Linked DNA regions of Homo sapiens: region 1 is linked to region 2. The links are chromatin loops, found by intact Hi-C in ENCODE. Cell type or tissue: PC-3. All regions are shown on one strand. Each heading gives the region's core, and the rest is flanking DNA. Links, peaks and the distances in the headings are about the cores only. Region 1 holds the start of LOC105369761 (a long non-coding RNA gene). Region 2 overlaps TROAP (trophinin associated protein).

The links. Peaks named below come from ENCODE experiments on the same cell type or tissue, not always from the same donor. Only the 100,000 strongest peaks of a DNase experiment are listed, where the experiment ranks them.
Region 1: it touches region 2 in a loop (12-fold over the local background); 3 of 110 quality-filtered maps call a loop at or near these places.

What each region holds. Positions count from the first base shown.
Region 1 is chr12:49,549,906-49,558,223 of GRCh38, forward strand. KCNH3 (potassium voltage-gated channel subfamily H member 3) reads left to right here. Exons shown (of 15, transcript NM_012284.3): 10 at 175-424; 11 at 4,432-4,649; 12 at 5,715-6,046; 13 at 6,465-6,571; 14 at 7,278-7,354; 15 at 7,449-8,318. The coding sequence ends at 8,048. LOC105369761 (a long non-coding RNA gene) reads right to left here and starts at 3,294. Exons shown (of 3, transcript XR_007063298.1): 1 at 2,647-3,294; 2 at 1,818-2,031; 3 at 376-952. In PC-3, for the core only: a CTCF peak has its summit at 3,791 (motif pointing left); a DNase peak (open chromatin) is centred at 3,806.
Region 2 is chr12:49,328,469-49,336,786 of GRCh38, forward strand. TROAP (trophinin associated protein) reads left to right here. Exons shown (of 15, transcript NM_005480.4): 9 at 459-587; 10 at 693-776; 11 at 927-986; 12 at 1,389-1,523; 13 at 1,677-2,475; 14 at 2,746-2,939; 15 at 3,105-3,263. The coding sequence ends at 3,149. C1QL4 (complement C1q like 4) reads right to left here. Exons shown (of 2, transcript NM_001008223.2): 1 at 7,473-8,318; 2 at 3,941-4,765. The coding sequence starts at 8,009. The coding sequence ends at 4,586. Among named protein-coding and RNA genes, the nearest start is that of C1QL4, 4.6 kb to the right of the region's middle. RefSeq lists enhancers at 2,002-2,503, 7,316-8,115. In PC-3, for the core only: a CTCF peak has its summit at 3,331 (motif pointing right); no DNase peak of the experiment used is centred there; H3K4me3 peaks cover 144 bases.

The sequences.
Region 1 (8,318 bases), core at 31-8,030, 220 kb after region 2:
AGGAAGCCCCCTCGCTGCCACCCTGTGTGGAGCTTGGAGTTGTGAGAGAGGCCTCAGGTCCCTCCCATGCCTCCCCTGTTCCTGAGGCCTGCCAGGGTGGAGAGGGGCTGGCTGGAGGCCACCTCCTCTTCTGCCACTCCCAACCCCCCCACCCCCGCACCTGCTCACCTGCAGCTGCTGCAGAGCCTCCCTGACGAGCTGCGCGCAGACATCGCCATGCACCTGCACAAGGAGGTCCTGCAGCTGCCACTGTTTGAGGCGGCCAGCCGCGGCTGCCTGCGGGCACTGTCTCTGGCCCTGCGGCCCGCCTTCTGCACGCCGGGCGAGTACCTCATCCACCAAGGCGATGCCCTGCAGGCCCTCTACTTTGTCTGCTCTGGCTCCATGGAGGTGCTCAAGGGTGGCACCGTGCTCGCCATCCTAGGTTTGTGAGGGTGGGAGAGAGGGCGTGGGGGCACGTGTGTGTGAGACCATGGCCCTGATCTGTGGAAAACCTGGAGAGGGGACCTCCACAAGGCCACTGAGAGAGAAACAGCCAGGGTGGAGTCAGGAGTAGTTATGGAGTCCTGGTCAAAGCTCAGAGAAGCCCCAGTGACTGCAAGGTGGCAGCGTAAGTAGGTGGACACGATCTCGCAGGTGTCCCTGGGGCCGAGCGAGTGGAGGGCCAGCCTTTGAAAGGAGCCAGTCTATGGGGGACAGAGGGGAGCTGCCCTTCCTTCAGGAGGAAAATCAGAAGCTAGGGATGGAAGTGCTGGGGAGAGTGTCAGGCAGGGCTAAAAAGGGGAGGAACAAAAGCTGTCTTTGTGGTCCCCCAGGAACAGTGAGATGTGACTTTCCTGAGGCAGATCACAGAGCAGGCCCAGAGCCCAGATGGGTGACAGAGCTCAGTCTCCAAACAGTCAGGGAGACTCATTCTGATGAAATGGTATCTACAGTGTATATACTTCCCTTCCTGGGAAAAGAAGGAGGTGAAAAAGGAAATCAGTTCCCTAGACGCAGATGAAGAAATTGCAGGTGTGGAATGGACACAATAGTAGTGCTGATAACAGGGGGCTCACAGCGTGACTAGCCCTGTCCCAGCTCCTTACTGCTTTGTCTCACTCTAACCTCACAAAACCCATTATTCCTATTTTGCATAGCAGGAGACCAAGGTCAGAGAGGTTAATGAACAGCTAGGAATCGGCCAGCCGGGGCTGGAGCCCCATCCACCTGGCGCCAAGTCTCATGCTTCTTCCACAGGGCTCCCAGGTGCTCTGGGGGGAATTGGGACTGGCAGGGAGGAAGCCATCGTTAGGAGGGTTGGACCTGCACTCTAGGATTTGGAGAGTTGGGAGCACATTCTAACTCTCAGGGAAACATGGGGCTGTGTCTGTGAAAAGCCACTAAAGGACCGGGCGCGGTAGCTCAAGCCTATAATTCCAGCACTTTGGCAGGCCGAGGCAGGCAGATCACTTGAGGTCAGGAGTTCAAGACCAGCCTGGCCAACGTGGTGAAATCCTGTATCTACTAAAAATACAAAAATTAGCCGGGTGTGGTGGTGGACACCTGTAATCCAGGCTACTTGGGAGGCTGAGGCAGAAGAATTGCTTAAACCCAGGAGATGGAGACTGCAGTGAGCCAAGATTGCACCACTGCACTCCAGCCTGGGCGATAAGCGAGACTCTGTCTCAAAAAAAAAAAAAAAAAAAAAAAAGAAAAGCCACTAAAGAGGAGCAGAGCTCTATGGCTGCAAGAGACTATCACCGTGACCCTAGAGGGCGGGGAACATGTGACCGGTGTGGGTAGTCAAGGACTTGTACATGTGGGGAGGTGGTGACCTGACCACTGCTGACGACATCGAATCCTCAGGCAGCCAAGGCACGTGTAGATTCACTGTGGGGACTGCTGAAGCCCTGGGGCTGAGGTTTCTCATTCATCTGGCAATCCACAATCAAGATGAGAAGCAGGAAAGGGCCAGGAAGGTGGGGCGGTGTCACCAGACGCAGCTACTGTGTGTCCATCCTTGCTCCCTTGAAGAGGATGACCTTCCAGCTGGAAACAAGAGGAAAAAAATGCCATCGGGGTCTTAGACCCCAAGAGTGGGGACAGGCTGTTCACACCCTTTGTTTTACATCTTTCATGAGTCCAGCTTTGGTGCCTACATGCGGTTTATGCCAGCATGAGAAAATGGAGTTATGCCAGTTAAGTGTAGCTGGCAATCCTTGGAGAGATTCCGAAGGGCACAAGGACAGATTTTCACCACTGTAGACTGGTGAACCCAAAGCAGGATTGACGAGTGGATTACGAAACAGATGGTTTCCAGCCTGGAGCCGAGGGAGTTGTGTGGCTGGGAGCTGGCACAGGTCCTCTCAGAGCATGCCTTTGCTGGTGCCAGGCACCACGTCTCAGAATAGCCATGTTCAGTGTGCAGTATTCAGTGCCACAAGAATGGCTACAGCCTGTGCCCTGGGCCTTTGCCTCTACAATGTCCCTAGCACCAGGACTTATGCCACCGTTGATCCATCCTGTCACCTTCTATATGTTTTGGGTGAACTACTTCCCTGTTGACTTGGAGGCTCTAGATGCCCTGGTGAATGCCTGGTTCCCCGACCCCAATCATGGTCGGGTTCTCTGCTTTGCCTTCATACCTACCCTCTCCTCACCTACCTTTTTACTCGAACATCCAAGTGCATCCTGTCTGCTTCAGGCAGCTCTGGGTTCTGGCGCTTGCCTCTGTTGATGAACTGCTGGAAGCTAAGCATACGCAAAGTCCGTTGTGAGGAAGGAAGTAGTTTGATGAGCTGCACCTGGTGGGCAGTCTCTGGTCCTGAGACTCTGCCCTCGGTCCTGTCCTGTTTCTCATTTTCTCCCACCTCTTAGATGAAGACAAGAAGCACGTGCTTATTCTATTTCAGATGACGCCAATGAAAAGAGAGCACATTCCCCAGATGATCACATTGAGATCCAAACAGCACTCAAAACGACCCAGAAGGATGGCCTGAAACCAAGAAAATCAAGTGTTAAACTATACTTAAGTTGGGGTGCATTCTATACTTAAGTTGGAGCAAAAGTCCAGGAACATGTAGAGGAGACGTGAGCTCAGTGTGTGCTGCTGGCAGTGTGAGGTAGTCCATAGCAGGGCCATCCTTTTTGAAACACTTTCTAACAGTCTGAACTGCCTGGCGGTGGTTGAGCTGCCTTGAGGGTAGTGAGTGCTCTGCCCAAGCCCGGACTGCGTGCCTATCCCTGTTGGAAATGAATTTTTTTTTTTGAGACCAGGTCTCACTGTCGCCCAGGCTGGAGTGCAGTGGTGTGATCTCGGCTCACTGCAGCCTCGACCTACTGGGCTCAAGTGATCCATCCACCTCAGTCTCCAGAATAGCTGAGATTGCAGGTGCACACCACCACACCGAGCTTAATTTTTGCTGCTGTTGTTGTTGTTGTTTGAGACAGGGTTTTGCCATGTTGCCCAGGCTGGTCTCAAACTCCTGAGCTCAAGCGATCCTCCTGCCATGGCCTCCCAAAGTGCTGGGAGTCATTGTGCCTGGCAGGAATGATTTATAGGGGGTTCTATCTGGGAGGGAAAGGAAGAAAATGATTTCTTTTTGGTCGTCTTTGTGTGAGGCACTTTATCTACATTAACTCTAATTTAGCCTCAACATGTCCCTGGACAGACACACCCTATTTCATTGATTCTAAGACACACATCTCACCCACCCTACCCAATCTAACATCTCTGAGATTACACCGCAGGCTCTAATTGATGCCATTTAATAATTACTGTCAGCCAGGTGGCAGTCTTAACCTGCCTGTGGGAAAACCTCCATTGACCCCTTCTGGTGAGATCAAGAATATTCCCTAGACTCAGTTAAATGCAGCATCTCTTGTAGAGCAGAGGCAGCTAGGGCTCAGGAAGGTAAGCCTGGCTGCCTGGCATTTTCCCTATGCCACACAGGGCTCTAATTTGCTGGTTCCAAACACTGATTCCTGGACAAGCTGCATCTGAATCACCTGTGGGACTTAAAAACAATCAGACTGTGGGGTCTCCCATAGATACTGTGACGCTGTAGGTAGAGATAGGGCCTGGGTGTTTGTTCTGACTTTTGCAGGGGATTCTAATCAACATAGCCAGCTGTGAAACACTAGAACTGATGTTCAGTCTCTCTCAGGGCTATAATTCAGGTTTTCTGGCACAGTGGTTTTGATCCTGAATGTGTTTGAGGGCCTGGGTCACAGAGCTCTTTACCCCAAGCCCATGTGGGAGCCAGTGAGACAGGCTGCAGGCGTCAGGCCATGTCCCAGGCCTCTTTGCTCCTCTCTCTGCTGGCTTCAAGGCTTCAGCTACAGAGGCCCAGCCCAGCTCTGAAGGGAATCTCAGCAACCTGCAGCCCCCTCTTCTCTCCTCATGGCTGAAGCTCTCAGGGCTTGCTGACCTCTACTTCCTCTCCCCAGGGAAGGGCGACCTGATCGGCTGTGAGCTGCCCCGGCGGGAGCAGGTGGTAAAGGCCAATGCCGACGTGAAGGGGCTGACGTACTGCGTCCTGCAGTGTCTGCAGCTGGCTGGCCTGCACGACAGCCTTGCGCTGTACCCCGAGTTTGCCCCGCGCTTCAGTCGTGGCCTCCGAGGGGAGCTCAGCTACAACCTGGGTGCTGGGGGAGGCTCTGCAGAGGTGAGTGTGCTGAGTATGTGCTTGGAGGGGATGGGGGTGCCAGGGAGCCTGGTGAAGTGGGCAGAGGCTGGGGATGGTGGAGAGCTGTGTGTGAAGTGTGGCCTGGTATGAAAGCTCCCACCTTGGGCAGGGGTCTACACCCTCTCTGCCCTTCCACACTCATGTGCCCAGCCCAGCATGTGCAGCCACCCCTGCCAGCTCTCCTTGGCCTGTCTGAGGCAGCCTTACCCTGTCCAGAGGAATCTTAGTGAAGGTAGATGAATGCATCAGTGCTGGCACAGGGAGGGGTGGCTCCTGGGGGTCAGGGGCTGAGCAGGGCAGAGACAGGCACCAGCTCTTCAGGTTGCTTCTGAAGAGAGCCTGGTGGCCCCCTGTGTTTTTTCATGGTGAAACAGGATTGTTCTGAGGGGCTTTTGAATTTCCCTGGATTGTCACTAATTCCAAACCAATTTTTAGCGCCGCATTCTCTTGGATAGTTTAATTAGGCTGAGGGACCTGGTAGAGGAGTGGTGGTGTCCGTATTTGGCTAGAATTTTGAGAGGTAGTTAACACCTCCAGGGCTTTGGTGGCTTTAGATAGATTATAGATTAAGATAGTATCATCTGGCCGGGCGCGGTGGCCCACGCCTGTAATCCCAGCACTTTGGGAGGCTGAGGCGGGTGGATCACGAGGTCAGGAGATCAAGACCATCCTCGCTAACACGGTGAAACGCCGTCTCTACTAAAAATACAAAAAAAAAAAAAAAAAATGAGCCGGGTGTGGTGGCGGGCGCCTGTAGTCCCAGCTACAGGCTGAGGCAGGAGAATGGCATGAACCCGGGAGGTGGAGCTTGCAGCGAGCCGAGATCACACCACTGCACTCCAGCCTGGGCGACAGAGTAAGACTCTGTCTCAAAAAAAAAAAAAAAAGATAGTATCATCTATAGGACCTTCAGTTAGAATAGATGTTGGCTATTCTAACAAAGATGGCTCATCCCTTCCAGGGTAGATGAAGCCTTGGTAGGGGAGGTGAGTGGGACACAATAGTGACCATCCATGCCGATTCCCTGTCCCTCACTATCCCTAGGTGGACACCAGCTCCCTGAGCGGCGACAATACCCTTATGTCCACGCTGGAGGAGAAGGAGACAGATGGGGAGCAGGGCCCCACGGTCTCCCCAGCCCCAGCTGATGAGCCCTCCAGCCCCCTGCTGTCCCCTGGCTGCACCTCCTCATCCTCAGCTGCCAAGCTGCTATCCCCACGTCGAACAGCACCCCGGCCTCGTCTAGGTGGCAGAGGGAGGCCAGGCAGGGCAGGGGCTTTGAAGGCTGAGGCTGGCCCCTCTGCTCCCCCACGGGCCCTAGAGGGGCTACGGCTGCCCCCCATGCCATGGAATGTGCCCCCAGATCTGAGCCCCAGGTGAGCAGACCCTAGGCCCCCGTGGCAGAGATGGTGGTGATGAGGCTGAGGCCCTGGGCAGGCGCACCCTGCCCTAGGTGCCCATCTAACCATCTTAACTCCCGCTAGTCTATGTGGGCCAAGCCTGCCTCCTCCAGGAAGCCTTCTGTGCTCCTCCTTTCTCCTGCTGTCCCACTCCACTGTGTGGTGTGTGGCACACGCTGCTCTGAACTCTTGCATCTCATGCTGCTCAAGCTTGGCCCCCCAGCTAAACTGTAAGCTCCTAGGGGAAGGGACCCCATGTTAGCTTTCTCCTGGGCTCCTGGTCAGTTCCACGCTCCTGCAGCCTGTGTGTGTGGACGCTGGGGCATCCCGTCCCGTATGACCCCACAGTGGCTGCCTGTCCATTGATTTGTTGTCCTGGTACCTGGGTTCACAGGGTAGTAGATGGCATTGAAGACGGCTGTGGCTCGGACCAGCCCAAGTTCTCTTTCCGCGTGGGCCAGTCTGGCCCGGAATGTAGCAGCAGCCCCTCCCCTGGACCAGGTACCAGGGCCCCGGGATGGTCTAGGTTGGTGGGGCAGCCCCTTTGCCTTGTGAACCTCAAGCACTGTTGACCTCTGAGCCTTCAATGTTAGAGAAACTGGCAGACTGCCTGGAGGCCGTCTCACCCCACTACCCCTTGGTGTCGTGCGGGCAGGGGAGTTTGGTGGTGAAGACCAGCACTTTAATTTCGACGCAGCCAGGAACTGGGTTTATATCCTTGCTCTGTCAGCTTTCTAGCAGTGTGAATTTGGCTTCTCTGGCCCCAGCTTCCTGTCTGTAAAAAAATGGGTTGATGTTTACGTTATATAATGTAACTGAAAGCCTTAGCCCAATCTCTGGCTAACTGAAGGGATAGAGGGCTGGGGATCCAGGGGTGAAAATGTCTCCAGGCCAGGGAAGTGGACAAGGTAATGAGCTCCTAGGAATGTCCATTTGCCTGGAGGACAGAGCAAGGGACAGGCACAAAGAACAACTTTTTGAGGGGAAGGAGAGCACTAGGCAGTGTGGCTGAGGGCTGCTGGGTGGTGTTTTCCCTGCCCCTGGAAGTTTGGGCAAAATTCAGCACCTTGGGCAAGGCCAGAAGAGATGATCCTAGGAGTCAGGTCCTACCAGGTCAATGTGCTCTAACTGGGGCAAGGCCTAGACCCCCAAATTGCCTATCTCCTCTTACCAGCCCCAGCTGATAACCCCATCCTACTACCCACAGAGAGCGGCCTGCTCACTGTTCCCCATGGGCCCAGCGAGGCAAGGAACACAGACACACTGGACAAGCTTCGGCAGGCGGTGGGTGAGGGGGAAGGTGGAGGTGAGGGGGGCACCAGGGGAAGGCACTCCATGGCTGACTCCATTCTGACCTCGCCTCCTCCCTCCCCCAAAGGTGACAGAGCTGTCAGAGCAGGTGCTGCAGATGCGGGAAGGACTGCAGTCACTTCGCCAGGCTGTGCAGCTTGTCCTGGCGCCCCACAGGGAGGGTCCGTGCCCTCGGGCATCGGGAGAGGGGCCGTGCCCAGCCAGCACCTCCGGGCTTCTGCAGCCTCTGTGTGTGGACACTGGGGCATCCTCCTACTGCCTGCAGCCCCCAGCTGGCTCTGTCTTGAGTGGGACTTGGCCCCACCCTCGTCCGGGGCCTCCTCCCCTCATGGCACCCTGGCCCTGGGGTCCCCCAGCGTCTCAGAGCTCCCCCTGGCCTCGAGCCACAGCTTTCTGGACCTCCACCTCAGACTCAGAGCCCCCTGCCTCAGGAGACCTCTGCTCTGAGCCCAGCACCCCTGCCTCCCCTCCTCCTTCTGAGGAAGGGGCTAGGACTGGGCCCGCAGAGCCTGTGAGCCAGGCTGAGGCTACCAGCACTGGAGAGCCCCCACCAGGGTCAGGGGGCCTGGCCTTGCCCTGGGACCCCCACAGCCTGGAGATGGTGCTTATTGGCTGCCATGGCTCTGGCACAGTCCAGTGGACCCAGGAAGAAGGCACAGGGGTCTGAGTACCAGCCCTAGAACTCAGCGTTGCCAGGTGTGCTGCCATCTGCTGTTCGGCCCAACCTCAGAGTGAAGGCAGGGTGGCAGCCTCCCCACGGACTCCATGCGGCCCGCTGGCTCAGGGCAGGGAGCCTGGAAGCAAAGGAGGACCTGGCTCCTGACTCTCAGAGAGGATAGGCTGGATCCCTGGGGCAGGCCTCTCCTCGGCCTGCTCCTCTGACCTCCCGGTCTCCCTCTGCAGGCTGGGGGCAGAGGCCTGAGGACAAGGAAGAGCT
Region 2 (8,318 bases), core at 140-8,139:
CTCCTCGGCTTCCCGAAGTGCTGGGATTACAGGCCTGAGCCACCATGCCCGGCTTGACTTAGGTCTTAAAAGAATCACACTGGCTGCTGTAGTGAGAACACGATATAGGAAGACAGCCAGGCGTGGTGGCTTACTCCTGTAATCCCAGCACTTTGGGAGGCCGAGGCGGGCAGATCACGAGGTCAGGAGATCGAGACCATCCTGGCTAACATGGTGAAACCCCATCTCTACTAAATATACAAAAAATTAGCCGGGCATGGTGGCGGGCACCTGTAGTCCCAGCTACTCGGGAGGCTGAGGCAGGAGAATGGTGTGAACCCGGGATGCGGAGCTTGCAGTGAGCCAAGATCGCGCCACTGGACTCCATCCTGGGTGACAGAGCGAGACTCCGTATCAAAAAAAAAAATAGGAAGACAAAGGGGGCGGGGATCACTCTTCCACCTTTTTCTTCTTCACAGGACAGCCATGACTCCCACCTGATGCCCTCCCCTGCCCCTGTGGCCCAGCCCTTGCCTGGCCATGTGGTGCCATGTCCATCACCCTTTGGACGGGCTCAGCGTGTACCCTCCCCAGGCCCTCCAACTCTGGTTTGTGTCAACAACTGGGGGCTGGGCAGGGGCAGAACAGTCTGGCCGGAGATCCTTGCTATGTCTGGGTTTTGTCCCTGCTCAGCCACCCACATCTCTCCCCAGACCTCATATTCAGTGTTGCGGCGTCTCACCGTTCAACCTAAAACCCGGTTCACACCCATGCCATCAACCCCCAGAGTTCAGCAGGTAAGAGAGGGCATGGAGAGGTGGCTGGCATAAGTCACAGCTAGGGGAGAAAGGAGATGGATGGGTACAGGAGAGAGAAGACAGAAGCAAGGGGAGGCTGAGTGCCATCTGTGGGTGTCAGCCCTTGCTGACATCTCACTTCTGTGCCAGGCCCAGTGGCTGCGTGGTGTCTCCCCTCAGTCCTGCTCTGAAGATCCTGCCCTGCCCTGGGTAAGTATCAGAAGCTTCCCCCTACTGAGATCCCTTGCCCTGTGCTGCCAGCCTGGAGGCCCAGGAGTTTGAGGCACACGTGCTTTCTGGGCCAGGCATGGTGGCTCACACCTGTAATCCCAGCACTTTGGGAGGCTGAGGTAGGAGGATTGCTTGAGCTCAGATCTTTGAGACCAGCCTGGGCAACATAGTGAGACCCTGTCTCCACTAAAATTTTAAAAATTAGAAAGTGCTCTCTGGAAAAGCTGCCTAACTCTCACTGCTTCTCTGCTGCCCCTCCTAATGTACATCTAGGGCCTCTCAGTTAGGGGCTTCAATCCATTCCTCATGAGGGTGGGACTCAGGCTGGTCTTTCTCCTGCCCCAGCCTGGCTTGCTTGTGTGCCTTGTTCCTTGGTGACAGGAGCAGGTTGCCGTCCGGTTGTTTGACCAGGAGAGTTGTATAAGGTCACTGGAGGGTTCTGGGAAACCACCGGTGGCCACTCCTTCTGGACCCCACTCTAACAGAACCCCCAGCCTCCAGGAGGTGAAGATTCAAGTGAGTCTGTGTGGCCAACAGCTTTGATGTCTATTGAACAGTGACTGGGCTGAGGAAGAGGGAAAAGAGATGGGGGATCAGGAATAGGACAGTGTGGGTAGACTACTGAACGCACATCTTGATGTCACACTGGGGTGCTCTCTCCCACCACAGCGCATCGGTATCCTGCAACAGCTGTTGAGACAGGAAGTAGAGGGGCTGGTAGGGGGCCAGTGTGTCCCTCTTAATGGAGGCTCTTCTCTGGATATGGTTGAACTTCAGCCCCTGCTGACTGAGATTTCTAGAACTCTGAATGCCACAGAGCATAACTCTGGGACTTCCCACCTTCCTGGACTGTTAAAACACTCAGGGCTGCCAAAGCCCTGTCTTCCAGAGGAGTGCGGGGAACCACAGCCCTGCCCTCCGGCAGAGCCTGGGCCCCCAGAGGCCTTCTGTAGGAGTGAGCCTGAGATACCAGAGCCCTCCCTCCAGGAACAGCTTGAAGTACCAGAGCCCTACCCTCCAGCAGAACCCAGGCCCCTAGAGTCCTGCTGTAGGAGTGAGCCTGAGATACCGGAGTCCTCTCGCCAGGAACAGCTTGAGGTACCTGAGCCCTGCCCTCCAGCAGAACCCAGGCCCCTAGAGTCCTACTGTAGGATTGAGCCTGAGATACCGGAGTCCTCTCGCCAGGAACAGCTTGAGGTACCTGAGCCCTGCCCTCCAGCAGAACCCGGGCCCCTTCAGCCCAGCACCCAGGGGCAGTCTGGACCCCCAGGGCCCTGCCCTAGGGTAGAGCTGGGGGCATCAGAGCCCTGCACCCTGGAACATAGAAGTCTAGAGTCCAGTCTACCACCCTGCTGCAGTCAGTGGGCTCCAGCAACCACCAGCCTGATCTTCTCTTCCCAACACCCGCTTTGTGCCAGCCCCCCTATCTGCTCACTCCAGTCTTTGAGACCCCCAGCAGGCCAGGCAGGTAAGGAGTTGGCTGGGAAGGAGTGTGAACACAAGAGGTCCTCACCTCACTGTGAGCTGCACACCTGCCCTGCCCCTACCCCAGGCAATCTCATGCTTCCACACCTTCCACCCTGGCCCAGCCTGGCTCTCCCTCAGGAAGAGGGGAGGGGCTGCACTTCCAGCCCTGTGCTCCTAATTGGCTTGGCCGTTGGTGGGGGAGGAGGAGAGGACAGTACATGGTGGAAGTATAGGACCCCAGACCTCCCTCTAAATTTTCCATGCCCCTCAGGCCTCAGCAATCTGGCCCCTCGAACCCTAGCCCTGAGGGAGCGCCTCAAATCGTGTTTAACCGCCATCCACTGCTTCCACGAGGCTCGTCTGGACGATGAGTGTGCCTTTTACACCAGCCGAGCCCCTCCCTCAGGCCCCACCCGGGTCTGCACCAACCCTGTGGCTACATTACTCGAATGGCAGGATGCCCTGGTGAGACTCCAACCCACAGCCCAGCTGTGGCTGCACAGTGAGCCTGATGGGAGGTGGGGAACAGGGACAGGGGGCCACCTGGGCTTCTTCACAGAGAGGTCAGCAGGAAGGCTTGGCTACAGTGCAAGGTTGGCTGAGCTGTGACAAGGTCTTCTCTGTCTCCAGTGTTTCATTCCAGTTGGTTCTGCTGCCCCCCAGGGCTCTCCATGATGAGACAACCACTCCTGCCCTGCCGTACTTCTTCCTTTTAGCCCTTATTTATTGTCGGTCTGCCCATGGGACTGGGAGCCGCCCACTTTTGTCCTCAATAAAGTTTCTAAAGTATCCACGTGTCTAGCTAAGTGTCCAAACAGGCCAGCTACTGCTGTCACTCTCCCACTGCCCACAGGATGGCAGTGTCCTCCAGCTCAGAGGCCAGCCCTGGGCTCTTGGGATCCCCCAGGCTCCCATCCAGAAGCCGTCCTGAATCCTGAAAGGGAAGGAGGAAACCCACTCCTGCCTAGCCCACCCCCTTGCAAGCTCTGAGCCTCCCACTCCTGCCAAGCCCACTCCCTCGCAAGCTCTGTAAATATGTTGGCGGGCAATTGGAACCCCTGTTCCCCTTGCTTTTTGAGATCAGTCTCACTTAGCTTGCAGGAGCCCTAGACGACTCCTTCACCCCCTAGAGCTCCTCTTCTAGAACTCTCTGCGTGCATTGGGCAGAAAAGCAGAAGCACCAGACCCAGACCTTTGGACTCTTCCCTTATTAGGCTGGTGTCTCCCTCCACCTACAGCGTGAGGCCCCAAAGCTCTCCTGAAACAGACCATCCTTCTTCCTCCCCATAGCAGAGTAGAAGCACACACACACCCCTTTTCTGCCAGAGGCAGGCCTTGCCTGGAATTAACTAAAACTTTGCCTCTGGCAGGGACTGACAGCACGGTAGGAGCTCTTTAGAGGAATGAGGGAAAGGGTCCGCCACTTTCCCCCCAGTCTATGCACCAAGTTAAGCAGCCACACACAATCCCCCAACCTCACTTTATTAGAAGAGGCAGCAGCAGCTGTAGCCCCAGGGCCTAGTCCGGATAGGGGGGAATGGGGACTGTACAGAATGCGTTTTAAATGCCAGGAAAGAATTCACTGGTTCCTCCAGTTCACAGGAAGGCTGCCAAGGCTGGAGCCTGAGCCTGAAAGTGGAGACGAGGGGACGAGAGGGTGGCGAGAGAAAGTTGTGACGGAGAACCTGCACTACCCTGTTTTAATGTCTTCTCTTGCCTAAATGGGCTCCTCCTGTTTCTGTTATTTCCCTCGCAAGCTGCGGGGGCTTCCCTCCGGCTTTCTGGGCCTCTGAGTCCCGCTATTAAAACTGCTCCCCATCTCTGTACAAAAGAGAAAGCCACGACCTCTGCCCCTATGGGGTCCAGCGCGCACTTGGGTGCGGGTGATCCCTCCGGAAGTCGCTCTGCTCCTCTGGCCGGGTCTCCTCCTCTTCCCGGCCACTTATACCCTTGAGCACCAAGAGTTCGCCCATTTAGGCCGCCTCCGGGAACGGAAGGGTCCACCCCACCGCCAGGCTCTCAAAGGGTGGGGTGGCGCCTCGGGTGGGGCGGGCAGGAGGTGGGTGAGGACGGGAGAGAAGGGGCGAGCGGGGGCACGGGGCGGGGCCGGCTCAGTCGGGGTAGATGATGAAGCCGGAGAAGGTGCTGTACTTGTTGGTGTTGCCGCCGTGCACTTTCCCGCCGTCCAGCTTGATGAAGACCTCGTCGCCCACGTCCAGGTGCAGAATGACGCTGTTGCTGGCGTAGTCGTAGTTCTGGTCCGCGTCCTGAGCAATGGCGCTGGCCCGGACCTATCGAGGGAGAAGAACCTGCTCATGCTCTGTGTGGAGCTGGGGTGACGAGAGGGGTCGGGGCGGCTGGGCGTGCGAAGGCGGCCGGGCAGCCGCCGCAGGGGCTGGGGAGGACCAGGGAGGAGGGTAGGACATCACGGAGTTGCTCCAGCTCTGCCATTCACTAGCTGTGTGACGCGGAGCAAATACCACGCCTTTTCTGGACCTCGAGTTGATTTATAAAGTGAGGGACAATAATAGAACCCACCTCATAGGGTGTTAAGATTAAGTGAATTACTACATGTGAAGTGTGTTCAGAAGAGTGGTTTGCTTTTTTTTTTTTTTTTGAGATGGAGTTTCATTCTTTTTGCCCAGGCTAGAGTGCAATGGCACGATCTCGGCTTACTGCAACCTCCCGGGTTCAAGCGATTCTCCTGCCTCAGCCTCCCTAGTAGCTGGGATTACAGACGCCTACTACCACGCCCAGCTAATTTTTTCTATTTTTAGTAGGGACGGGGTTTCACTGTGTTGGCCAGGCTGGTCTCGAACTCCTGATCTCAGGTGATCCACCCACCTCAGCCTCTCAAAGTGCTGAGATTACAGGCGTGAGCCACCGCGCCTGGCTCAGTGGTTTCCATTCTTAAATTATTTTTAATGCATTTTCAAATTACTATTCTCATTTTAAAAATAAAATTTGTCGGCCAGGCGCGGTGGCTCATACCTGTAATCCCAGCACTTTGGGAGGCCGAGGCCGGCAGATCATCTGAGATCGGGAGTTCGAGACCGGCCTGACTAACATGGAGAAACCCCGTCTCTACTAAAAATACAAAATTAGCTGGGCGTGGTGGTACATGCCTGTAATCCCAGCTACCCGGGAGGCCGAGGTCGGAGAATCGCTTGAACCCAGGAGGCAGAGGTTGCCGTGAGCCGAGATAGCGCCATTGCACTCCAGCCTCGGCAACAAGAGCGAAACTGTCTCAAAAAATAAATAAAATAAAATAAAATTTTGCCTATAGGATAATTTCTAAAATTCTGAACCGGCTGGGACCTCCTGTCAGTCCTCATGGAGGGTTGGCTTCCCCAGTGGTGGGGCATAGGTGTGCCTGTGCGTGTGCATAGGGTGCGGGCCATGATAAGGTGCACTGTTGCGCTCTCGCCTGTGGGCGCGGATTTCCCGACCAAGCACCCACTGGTGCCCAGGCGTGGGGGGTCGTCTTCTGCCAGAACAGGGAGCACTTCCTCCCCTCCGGGCTCATGGCGGTCGCTTCGGGCCTTCAGCCCCCCTCTTCTAGAGAGTCCCACAGGGGCTGGTTATTAACTCATTAATTATTCATCATTATTCTAATCACTATTTACCGTCCCCAGGGCCGCAGCGCCCGCACTGAAGAATACAGAGTGGGAGCTGCGCAGTCCCCTCCCCCTCTGAAACCCGCACGAATTAGTTACACACTGGCCCCCTCCACCTCCTCCCAGATACCCTGCATGGACCAAGCACACCTACTCGATGTCATATACAGATAGACACCGCTCTACTCTCACATCGCACTCCGCACTCACACACACTCCCTGACACACATACATATTCTTTCACTCCATGAGGACGCACACTCACTCCCTTTCCCCGGGTTCCTGGGGCAGCCCGGCTGGGATGAGATCCCAAAGCAGGTCTCGGGGCAGGTAGATGCTGCCGCGGTACCAGGCTCCTGCAGGCCTGAAGCTCCTGGGTCGCCACCACCCCCTTCATGCTGGACATCCAGAGGTCACCACTCAGCCCCAACCTCCCTCTGCAGCCTGTGCAGCTCTGGCACCTTCTCCCACCTACCCCACACCTGCGGCCTCTAGTTCCCACTATGTGTGAAATTTTGGTGCTAGAGCTTAGTCCTTGGGGCTATTCCCCGAAAACAGAGGCAACAGTGACTCCAACTGCCCACAAGGGCAGGGAACTGTGGAACCTGGATACTGAGAGATTGCTAGGGAGGGTGTGGGGCCTACAAGACCAGGCCAGGGCCCAAGGCTATTCTACCTGTCCCTTGCCTCTTTCCTCCCCCAAATCCATTCATTCCAGCCACCTGGCTGGCCCTTGAGCTGCCAAGCCACAGACTCTGCTGAGGGCAAGGCCGTTCTAGGCCCCCAGCCCTGGGGTGAGCAACAGAACAGCTGATCGGCAGGTGAAGTGAGCAGGCAAATGTTTTCTTCCTTTTATACCTTTTCCTCAAACATCCAACCCGAATGCCCTCAACATGAGAACAGCTGCTGACTTCCTATTGCCTGAGACATGGATTCCATTCTAATTCGAAGGAGCCTAGACTCCAGTTAGCTGGTCCAATGCAAGGCTGAGAGACCCAAAGGCCAGGGGGGCTGCCGCAGAAGAAAGGATAGCCCAAGACAGGACGAGAAAAGAAGCGAGTTGGCAGGGCGAGACACCAAAGACATCTGGTGTTGCCCATAGTTGCAATGTGAGGTCACAGCTGCAGAGACACTCAGGTTTAAGTCCTGAGTTCTAATTCTAACACCATTCCTACACTCCGTGAGGCCCTAGGCAGAAGGTTTTCCTTCTCTGGCCCCCAATTTCCTCTGTGGGTAAATGAAGTCATCTATCGTTCTTGGCAGCCTCGCGTTCCTGGATTCAGTGACGCTGTTTCGGGGAATAATCTCAGGTTGTGGGATGAGTGCAGGGAGATCTAGAGAGCGACCAGTCTGAGCTGGGTTGGGGAGAGGGGCATCTCACCTGTCCGTTCTTCATGAGGTCGGCCCACATGCTGGTGCCGTCGCCGCCGCGCATGAGCACGTGGTAAGCGAAGAAGTAGACGCCTGGCATGGGGCAAGTAAACTTGCCGCTGGCTGCCTCGTAGGCGTTGCCCACGTTGGTCACCACGTCGTCGAAGCGCAGCACCTCGTAACCCTCGTGGGGCCGCCGCAGGCCCGCGTAGAAAGCAATGCGAGGCACGTAGCCGGCAGCGGGCGCCACCCCGCCCGGACCTGGACCGGGAGGGCCCGGGGGGCCTGGCCTGCCGGGTTCTCCTGGGGGCCCTCTTGGACCTGGTGGTCCAGGGGGCCCCCGCAGGCCTGCTTTCCCGCGCCGGCCCACCTCTCCCTTGGCGCCTGGCGGGAAGGGGGGCACGGAAGCAGGCGCGCCGTCGGGACCAGGGCCACGGGGCCCATGCGGGTCGCACACCATGCGGCAGCGACCCAGCATCTCGTAGTGCGCTGGCCCGCGGGAGCTGTGCACCAGCAGCGGGATGGCCACCAGCAGCAGCAGCACCATGGCCACTCCGACGGCCGCGCCCGCCACCCTCTTGCGGCGGCTCAGCCGCGACGCTGCCAGGGCCAGCAAATCTTCCTCACTCTTGGGCGCAATGGCTGCCGGGGCCGGGGCTCTCCGCGGGCCAGGAGGCGGTGACCCGCCTTGGGCCTGGGTCTGCACTCCCCCGACGGCTGCCCCCCGCTCCCCTTACCCTGCCTCTGCGGGCTCCAGCCGCGGCGGTGCCGCTCCCCAAGCCGTCCGTCAAGGGGAGGCCCCTCGTGGGTTACGTCAGGGGCAGCTCCCGACGGTCCAGAGCCAGTGGTCCTCTAG